2 separate regions of the Mus musculus genome follow, and region 1 is linked to region 2. A link is a contact called in ENCODE Hi-C or POLR2A ChIA-PET data. All regions are on one chromosome and are shown on one strand. Each heading gives the region's core, a stretch centred on a gene start or an enhancer-like site at or near the end of the contact. The rest is flanking DNA. Distances are from core to core; before and after follow the strand shown. Region 1 holds the start of Syngr2 (synaptogyrin 2). Region 2 overlaps Gm34128 (a long non-coding RNA gene).

The links. Hi-C counts contacts between places; a loop is a spot of excess contacts on that map. ChIA-PET counts read pairs that join two places held with the same protein, here RNA polymerase II (POLR2A).
Region 1: a map of T-helper 1 cell shows a loop between it and region 2 (2.2-fold over the local background). The contact joins the promoter of Syngr2 here to the enhancer-like site in region 2. A Hi-C loop is called at or near these places in 3 of 37 maps with a recorded cell type or tissue (Patski, T-helper 1 cell and T-helper 17 cell). POLR2A ChIA-PET finds 5 or more read pairs at or near these places in 2 of 5 experiments (Patski and embryonic stem cell).

What each region holds. Positions count from the first base shown.
Region 1 is chr11:117,806,921-117,811,623 of GRCm38, reverse strand. It overlaps Syngr2 (synaptogyrin 2), which reads right to left and starts at 1,957. Exons shown (of 4, transcript NM_009304.2): 1 at 1,821-1,957. The coding sequence starts at 1,919. 6030468B19Rik (RIKEN cDNA 6030468B19 gene) reads right to left here. Exons shown (of 6, transcript NM_029964.1): 6 at 4,316-4,534. The coding sequence ends at 4,528.
Region 2 is chr11:117,404,710-117,409,374 of GRCm38, reverse strand. Gm34128 (a long non-coding RNA gene) reads left to right here. Exons shown (of 3, transcript XR_880326.2): 2 at 773-883; 3 at 1,332-1,537. Among named protein-coding and RNA genes, the nearest start is that of Gm34128, 4.2 kb to the left of the region's middle. Within about 2 kb of position 1,642, at least 3 of the 3 ENCODE cell types and tissues checked have a DNase peak (open chromatin) inside an H3K27ac peak, as active enhancers do.

The DNA of each region.
Region 1 (4,703 bases), core at 708-3,207, 400 kb before region 2:
TTTCTCTGAGACAGGATGCCATTAGCTAGCTGTCCTGGAATTCAGAGAACCTGCCTCTGCCTCCAGAATAGAATGCTGGGATTCAAGGCCTGTACCACCACACCTGTCCTTATTGGCTGTTTTAAGATAGAATCTCAGGCTGGAGAGATGGCTCATCAGTTAAGAGCACTGACTGCTCTTGCAGAGGACCTGGAGACCCTCATGTTAGCTCATCACCACCTGTGACTCCAATTCCAGAGGACAAGATAACCAACCACCTTCTGAATACCAGGCATGCACGTGGTTGGTGTACCTTCATACATGCAGGCAAACATACATACAAAATAAAAATAAGTAAAGAGAAATAAAAAAGACAGGATCTCACTCAAGTTCAGGCTGGCCTGAAATTCATGACAATCCTGCCTCAGCTGCCTCAATGCTGATAACCACCTCCCATTTGAATGAGTTTTAAATAGGATGGGACACAAAATCACGGAGGTGAAACTCAGTGTTTCATCTAACCCTCACCCCAACACCCTGCCCCAAGTCAACTCTACAGCATCAACCAATATCTTCCAGAACACCCTTCAACAGCTGCCCTATTTCCCTCCAAGACTCCCCCTAAAGCAAGAGACTCCCCAGTCAGCCAGCCTTCTCCCTACAAGGACTTCCGGCTTCTTTGGCACGTCGGCCCCTCCCCTCCAGAGAACTACTAGTCTCCACCCCCACAACGGTTCCCCTCAGAGCAAGGTTCTTGGGGTGGTCAGATCCACAGCCAGACTCAGATCCCGCAGGAGCCAGGACAGAGGTGGGAAAGTCACCAGCAGAGACTGGCCAAAGTTTGGAAAGCAGCTCCTTTGGAATCGTCCTAGTCATTTCGCTTCCTCCCCACACCCTAAGGCCACCGCCAAGCCCACGTCAAGGCGGCAGATGCAACTGAGTCTGTGGGCACCTGGCTGCCTCCAGACTTGCAGGACCAGAGCGATCCTGCGGGGACGCTCTCAATAGGATTGTGGAACTGGCAGTCACAAGCCCCGCCCCCAGCTGTGGATGAAGCCGGAACTCCAGGACTGGGCGCGGAGTATGGGTCAGGGCTCCTGGCACTGCCATCCTGACTGACAGGGTACAACCCAGGACGGAGTCACTAGATTCCACCGCTAGGCTGGGAGATTCCGGGGAGCCAGGGCACCTCCAAGGCTCCAGGCCCAGACCCCCTGGGCGCAGTGGGGCCACCCTCAATCTGGCAGCTAAAGTCTCAGTTTTCAGTGTTTTCATCCCAAGGTATGGAAAGCTGCCCCCGCACGCCTGGTACAAGGGGGCTCGCCCCGCTTCTGGGAAGGGAGTGCATTTGGTGGGAAAGCAGACCTGTTGCTAGCCTCTGAGAGGGAAGGAAACTCTCCTTCAGAGTGCCAGGCCAATCCCCCTCCTCGCACCCCACGTGGCTGCAGAAAGTCCCTTCCAGGTGAATTCCCTAGGCTGGGAGCCGCGGCGTGCCGGCCACCTGCTGTGCCGTGCCCCTCTCCGGTCCCTCCCAATGCCAACAAGGCGACAGGCCTGCCTCCCCGGAGAACTTCGGGGACGTCCCGCACCAGAGCGGCCTGGACCAGTGGTCCAGGGTGCGGCGGGGCCCGGCCCGGAGTTGGGGAGACAAGGTCCGGAGTGGAACAGGCGACAAAACCCACGGGCTGGAGGGGACAGAGACGCGGAGGGGCACGGGGCCCCGCGCTCTCCGAAAGGCCCAGGACGCGCAGCCGCCGCCACCTGTCGCGCTCTGCGGCCCGCGGCCCCACGGGCCCTGGTAGCCAGGACGCCCGGCTCCGGGTCCTCGCTGGTGGACTCACCATGCTCACGAGGCGCGTCACCACCTGAGGCTGAGACAGGAAGCGCCGCAGGTCGAAGGAGCCGCCCGCGTTGGCCGCGCCATAGGCCCCGCTCTCCATGTCGCTTTCGCCACCGAGCCGCGGATGGCCGGGAACTAGCCGGATTGCCCCGCCCCGCCCACGGGGGCGGGTCCGGCCGCCGACAGGGCGGGGCCAACCGCCGGGAAGTAGCCCCTCCAAACTCGTGGAAGTTGGCAGCAAAACTTGGAGCTCGCAGGAGGCGCCAGGGTGCGGAAGGGGGAGGAAAAGCTCACCCCTGGGAAATATGTCCTACTGAGTTCATCCAGAAAGGATCAAAGAGTCCCCAAGAAGAGACATCCTAGGCGGCTCCCACTTTACTCTTACTTACACAGTGCCCTGGTGAAGGTCCTCTCCCATAAGCCCTCCAGACACCCAAATCCCACCAATCCAGAATCCAGGCTCGTAAATACCTGGATGTCACTTCACCATTCTGCTCCAGACCAAAGGACTGGGGCATAAGCTCTTGCCTAGCACATCAGAGGCCCCCAGTTCCAACCTCTGGACTACTGTAGTAATTAATAACTATGGCCCCCACAGTTCTGGCTACTCTTTGCTCTGGAGCTAAGCCTGAAAGCCAAAGGGCTCTGAAGGGCAGATTTCTAGACATCGTGATCACATGCTGCAAAGTACCTGGTGGCTGTTGTCTCAGGAAGAGAAAGAGGGCAGGAGAATAAGGAGTTCAAGACAACCCTGAGCTATCTGAGATCTAGTCTCAAGTACACACATACTGAGGATTGTAATTTTAAAAATTAAAACAAATGAGATCACTAGGTCATAGACTCCAGCTCCCCCTGTCCCCCAATAACATTTAGAAAGGGAACCTGATGCTTAATCGGAAGGGGTCGTGTGTCAACCCAGGGCTTCACCTTGGCCGCCAAGAGGCCTCCAGATATCCTTCTGTTGACAACACAAATTTGTTCCCAAGGAGACCATGGCTGTTGAGGGGTGTAGAGGGCTGAGAAGTGACACAGAATGGAGTCATGACAAGATGGCTTTACCACAGTCACTTCAATGGATAATGAATAATGAGACAGACTCACCTCAGTAATGAGGGGGGCTGGACAATAAGGAAACTGAGGCAGAAGCCTGCCCCACCAGAAGGGTCACCACTCGGGAGAAGACAGGAGTAGGCACAAGAGAGACTGGGCCTTCTAACAGTCTATCTGCGTCTATTTGCACCCTCCCCACACTAACAGAGCCTGTGACAAGCCGCTGGTAGGTGAGCCCAGGGCTACCTCCTAAAATCTGTTCATACACGCCATGAGTGTTTGATGAAGGAGAACTGGCTGTCAGGACTTTCCTACAAAGCCTCCCTTTCTCTCTCTCTCTCTCTCTCTCTCTCTTTCTCTCTCTCTCTCTCTCTCTCTCTCTCTCTCTCTCTCTCTCTCTCTCTCTCTCTTTCCTACACAGAGAAACTCTATCTCAAAAAACCAAAACCAAAACCAACCTTTTGCCATTACATCATTACATGTAATTGGTTTGTGCCTGGGGTGGGTGGGTAGAGCACACGAGATGACACATGTCATAAAAAGGACACCTTGTAAGACATAGCGCTTGCTCCCTTCACAGGGTGGGTCCCTGGGATTGAACTCAGGATCCCAGACTTGGCAGCAAACACCTTCACCCATCTCACAAGACCCTTCTCAGATTTTCGTTTTATTTTGAGACAGAGTCTCACTATGCAGCCTGACTGTCCTGGCACACATTTTGTAGACCAGGCTAGCCTCTAGCTCACAGGGATCCTCCCGCTTCTGCCTCCCACATGCTGGAACCAGAGGTGTGTGCCAGCATCCCTGGCCAGCAGCTCAGTTTTTCATTTCTCTTTTGGTTGTTATTGTCCCATTCTTCGGGACCAGACTCCTGGACCAGGATTGACCTTGAACTCCTCCTGATCCTCCTGCCTCCACCTCCTGAGTTCTGGGATCACAGGGATGAGCCACCACACACAGAAACCTTCTACTGTTGCCCAATAGTTGATGAGCACCCCCTTCTTCAGTTACACAACCCCACATGGGGTTGTGACCAGAAACTAAAGAAGCTGGGCTTCAGTGCGTCAGAGAGCAGGAGCACCCCCCTCAGTCGCTCTGATGCCCTCTTGTAGCAACCGCTGCTCACTAACAGCCAGTCATGAAATAGGAATCCCACACACGATAGTTCTATCCCCTTGGGCCTCGTTCACACTAATGCTCTAGATTTCTGGGGCCCTTTTGGGGTGCACTACTTTTGATACTCTGAGCTGCATCCCCTTTCTTTTTTAAGGTTTTTTTTGTTTTGTTTTTTTTAAAGAATTATTTGCTGGGCATGGTGGCGCACACCTTTAATCCCAGCACTCAGGAGGCAGAGGCAGGCAGATTTCTGAGTTCGAGGCCAGTCTGGTCTACAAAGTGAGTTCCAGGACAGCCAGGGCTATACAGAGAAACCCCTCAAAAAAACAAAACAAAACAAAAAAAGAATTATTTATTTTATGTGTAGAAGTACATTATGGGAATTGAACTCGGGACCTCTGGAAGAACAGTCAGTGCTGTAACTGAGCCATCTCTCCAGCCCTGAACCCCCCTTTTCTACCCCCACACCTCAGGCTCTCTTTTGCTCCATTGGTGGGTTCTTGTACAGGGCAGGGAGGCAAGCCCATGGCTCTGTCTTCCGGTCACAACCTGATGACAAGGGAGTTAGTCCAGGTCAGACAGGTTCACCCGGTCATGTGATGCCGGGTACGCCAGTGAGCTCACTCACCCCACTAAGTGCACCTACTAAGTGCACCCACTAAGTGCACCCACTAAGTGCACCGAATCACCAAGAGGCTACTTCCTGGTCCCTGGTCAT
Region 2 (4,665 bases), core at 393-2,892:
CCAGAACCCACTGGGCCCTGTAAGATGCTTCCAGACCCAGGTGAAAGTGTTAGATCTGACATCAGAGTAGACAAGGGGGCAGGGGAGGGGTTGCCTGGTTGTCCCCAGCATCTTACCTGTCCCAGATGGAATGTCTGGGCAGGGTAAACAGAATAGGAAAACTGAACACCAAAAAGGAAAAGGACTCATGGGCACACCTATCCCCAGCCTCATCATGGTACCGAGCACCACAATATCCCGTTTCCTTTGCTTCCCCACCCAGAACATGCCAGGGGTAGGCAGGTGGGTAGCAGGCAAAGGATGGGTAGAGGCTGGGAGGAGCGTTTGAAGGCTGCACCCCCAGCTGTGTTAACTTCCCGCGCACCCACATCTCTAAGACAGAGATCTAACAGCATAGAGTAACAGGATGCTGAGGGTCCGGGCAGTGGGATCCCTATGTGCGCAGCGCCATCATCCTTCCTCAGGCACTTCACTGAAACGGTCCAAACCCAGCTCCAGCTTCTGACCCACACTGTGTAGCAGGCACCTGATTTTGCACTGCCACCAAGTCCCCATGCAACTGCCAGTTGGGTACCCTTCTTACTATGGGAGATGACATAGACCCAGAGCCAGAAAGCCATCAGCCTCACCGGCAGCTGGAGCTGGGCAAGGAGTTGACCAGGTTAATCAGTTCAGGTTTCCCCTCCCCCACCCCCACAGGGCAATCTGAGTCAAGGGTGGAGGAGAAGGAGAAGGGTGGGTACCCTTCATCGCCCTGGCTTTTGTTTCTCAGGGATGCTGGTGCCCACGGATGATGGTACCCTTCCTGGCGCCTCCCCCCTTCCGGAGTTCATCCGCATTCCTCTTGCTTACAAACACCTGGAGCGTCTGCGAATAAGCTAAGGTCTAGAAGTGGGGGAGTTTATCACAGTTAAGTCGGTGGCGGGAAAAGGGGGGGGGGTGTGTGGAGAGGGAGGCGGCGGGGATCAGCAAAGATTAGTGAATTATTCACACCTCTCCATCAGGACGCTGCCTCCCCTTCTACTCAAGAGCACGTATCAACACCCTTCTATTTTGCCGTCCATTTTGAAAGGAGGCAAGGGAGGGGGGATAGCATAATGTTTAATTAAGAAATTAAGCCACTCCTTTCCTAAATATTCAATTCAGGAAGGGGGAGGGGAGAGGCCAGCCAGCCCAAGAAAATGGTTTTTATCACCAGGAGAGGAAAAAAAAAAAAAAAAATCCGATGCCCAAAATAGCCCCATGGTTGCCCTAGCAACTAGCATATGCTCCCCCTCCCCCTCCCGTCCGCCTTTGCATACGGCTGCATATTTCTATCATCTCCCTTGCAGGCACAGTTCATAAACACGGCGGCATAATAAAGAACGTTATCGCCGATGACTTACGGCCCAGCTGCGCCCAGCCAGATAGCAAGTGGCGAGCCAATACAATTTCATGCAGCGAGGGCCACAGATAGATGGGGTGCCCTTCAAGCGCGATGCTACTTCTGTGAGTCAATCCAGATTCGGAAATAAAGTTGGTCTCGCCCTCTTCCCCATCCGCCAGAGACAAAGCAGGCCTGGCTGATGCCCGGGAGTCTCATTAGGGCCGGAACAAGCTCGCCCTGAGCCCTGGATTAGCCTGCCAGACTTCTGAGCAGCGCTCTGCCTGTGCCTCCCGCCTCTGCCTTGTCAAAGGGCCCAGCCTGGGATGGATGAGGGTCTGTTTGAATTAATTATCCTCTCTTCAGGAGGATTACTGCTCGCACGCGCGCGCCGGAGGGGGGGGTAGGGGGGGGTGTCCCATGGCTATGGTGGGGGTTGGAGCAGGCTCCACACACCCAGCCAGGATCCTGGGGGGGTGCTAGGGGAGGGTGTTAATCGTGGGGACTCTCTGCTTTCTAGAAGGGCTAATGCAAGGGCCCTTGAGAACCACTATGTCCAGGGAGATTTCTCTGAATTAGGGACAGTTTGTTTTTTGGGCTTGAAACCTTCTTCATAAAACGGCTTCTCTTCCTGGGTCCAGGCCAGGCCAGAGGTTTGGTTTACCCCTGAATAATCAAAGCAGAGGTCTTGCACGATGGAGGAAGGATCTGCTCCACAAGAGGAAAGAGTGCAGGCTGCAGGGCTCTGGGGGCTAATGGACGAGGACAGAAGGGAGGGTCAAGGGCAATTTTAGTCCTTGCAGGAGCCTGCTGAACTAACCGGCCACCTCCACCCATCCCCCACCCTTACCCCCTCCCACCCGCTTGCCGCACAGAATACATACACGGAGAGATCAGCTCATCTCACCCTGCCCTGGGAATCCCCTAGTGTTCCTTTACCACCCAAGTAAAGGGTCCCTGCCAAGCCACTCCCTAGCCAAGTTAGACAACTGGAGTAAGTGTAGGCTGGGACTGCTGGACCCCAGGTAAATCAGGGAGGCAGGTTTGGTTGGCACTACCTCTGGGCCTGGGTACCATAGAGTCCAGACAGGGACAGGATGCAGTAGCCAAGTCCTCAGGACCAGGCCACAGTGGAATGAAGGCAGCCAAGGAGCTCTGGGAGAGTTGGGGTTAGGAGAGTTAGTGGGGGAACAGCCCTGGAAGACCCAAGCAGGACCCTAGCACCCAGGCAGCCTTGCTAGGCCACAGGCAATGCCAACTAAGGAGCTATATAAGGGACGAGCCAGGCAAAGCCAGTTGGGTCACAGAGGGGAGGCCAGGCAGGGATGAGGCCCATGAGCCTCCCCTGCACAAGGCCTCCTGGAGTGTCCTGTGATCTGGCTGCCAGGTCAGCAGTACTTTATGTATACAGCATTGCCTCTGGGTGACAGGACCTGGTCAGTTGAGTGACAATGGGTGTCAGAGGGGAAGACATGGAGGCCTGGTTTTTGGGCTGTCCAGACATACCCAAGGTGACTGGGAGTGTGTGTGTGGGCGAGTGTTCTCCGACCTCTACTGCTGAGCTACAGAAAGCAAGAAGAGAAAGCTACCCCTCTTTATCCTTCACCCCAGTTCTCCCTCTCGGAGCCCTTCCCCAGGTCCTATGGAGTTTCAGATATGCACATATGTCTATATAGAGGCAAAAATAGCATGGCATTAAAAACGACCATTTTAGCTAGGCACCGGGAGGCAGAGGCAGGCAGGTTTCCAAGGGTTCCAGGTTAGCCAAGAGTACGAAGCAAGTCCTTAACAAACAAACAAACAAACCAACAAACAATACAACCAAAAATAAACAAACACAATTGAAAATAGCAATTCAATGCCATTTAGCTCACTCACAATGTTGGGCAACCAAAATCTCTATCTTGTTCTAGATCTTTCTTTTCTTGGTGCTAGGGACAGAACTGAGGGCCTTTGCTACACAAGGCAAGCCTTCTACCACAAAACTACCATCCCAGCCCTCTAAACCTCCTTCATGTCCATAAAAGGAAACAGCTAGAGTTTGGGCTCTGTGTCCTGCAGAGGCGTGTGTGTGTGTGTGTGTGTGTGTGTGTGTGTGTGTGTGTGTGCACGTGCATGGCTTGGTCCCCAGGGTGTCATCTCTGTGGACTTGAGCTTTGTGAGGGTTACTGGTTCACAGAGCTTTCTATTTCCTGATGAGGTAGGCACATGGCTTTTAGGCCTCTGTTGGGGATGCCAGGGAGAATTGTGGGAGCCTGTGGCAGAACAAACCGCTTGTCTTGTAAAACTCTGGCGAGCCTTAGCTTACTGGGGACTCCCTGAGTGAATGATGCAGAGCCAGGAATCAATGCAAAAAGCAAGAGGAATTTATTGTTCCAACATGTTGGGGTCACTCTGCACATGGAGAGAAAACTACCATGCGCAGCCCTTCGAGCCTTTATACAGTTCTCCAGGCAGCAGCCATTAGGCACAATGAGGAATATAATCAGCTCCTCCCTTCCGTGTGTGTGTGTGTGTGTGTGTGTGTGTGTGTGTGTGTGTTTGTGTGTGTGCCTATATTCTTTGCGACTTTTCTCTTCCAGGAGGGGAGGGGTCCGGTGGAATTTTCTAAAGTTCCTGAGCTGACCTCTTCAGTCTCATGGCTGGAAGCACAGGAGGCAGATGGTCCTACGACCCACAGTCCTTTTTGGGGTACACCCTTCATGGACTTTGGAAATTTCCAGCTTTTCCTCCACTCTGCTAAAAGCAAGAAGAGACGGGCACCAAGGATGGAAGGGTTTGCAGACACACTCAGCATCAGATCCGCTGCTGCTTCAGAACAGAGTTAGGGAAGAGGGACCCCAAGGCACCTCACCCTCACCTGTCCCCTCCTGTGTGAAAGGACAGGGCTCAGTGGGGCACACCTGCAACACAGCACTGGGGACCAGAGCCAGGAGGATGGCTGTGAATTTGATGCCAGTTTGGGCTATAGGTGAATACTAGTCCAGTGTGAGCTGCGTAACAAGATCCTGTCTCAACACAAAACACCAAAGAAGAAGAAAGCCCAGCAGGGAGGGCAGCTTCGTTTTCTTCCCATGGCAAAGGAGGTTTGTGACCCCTGCTCTCATCCAGAACAAAGCAGACTAGACCTTGCATTCTGCAGACAGTGCGGGTCTGTAGGATAGAAAATTCACAATTATTTCCTCTGTCTCTGGAAACCTTCACCCCCACCTCATAACACTCACAGGCCTCAACACTCAGGCCTCAGAATATACTGGACCATACGTGGAGGGAAATACTGCTGAGAAATGACACCGAGACTC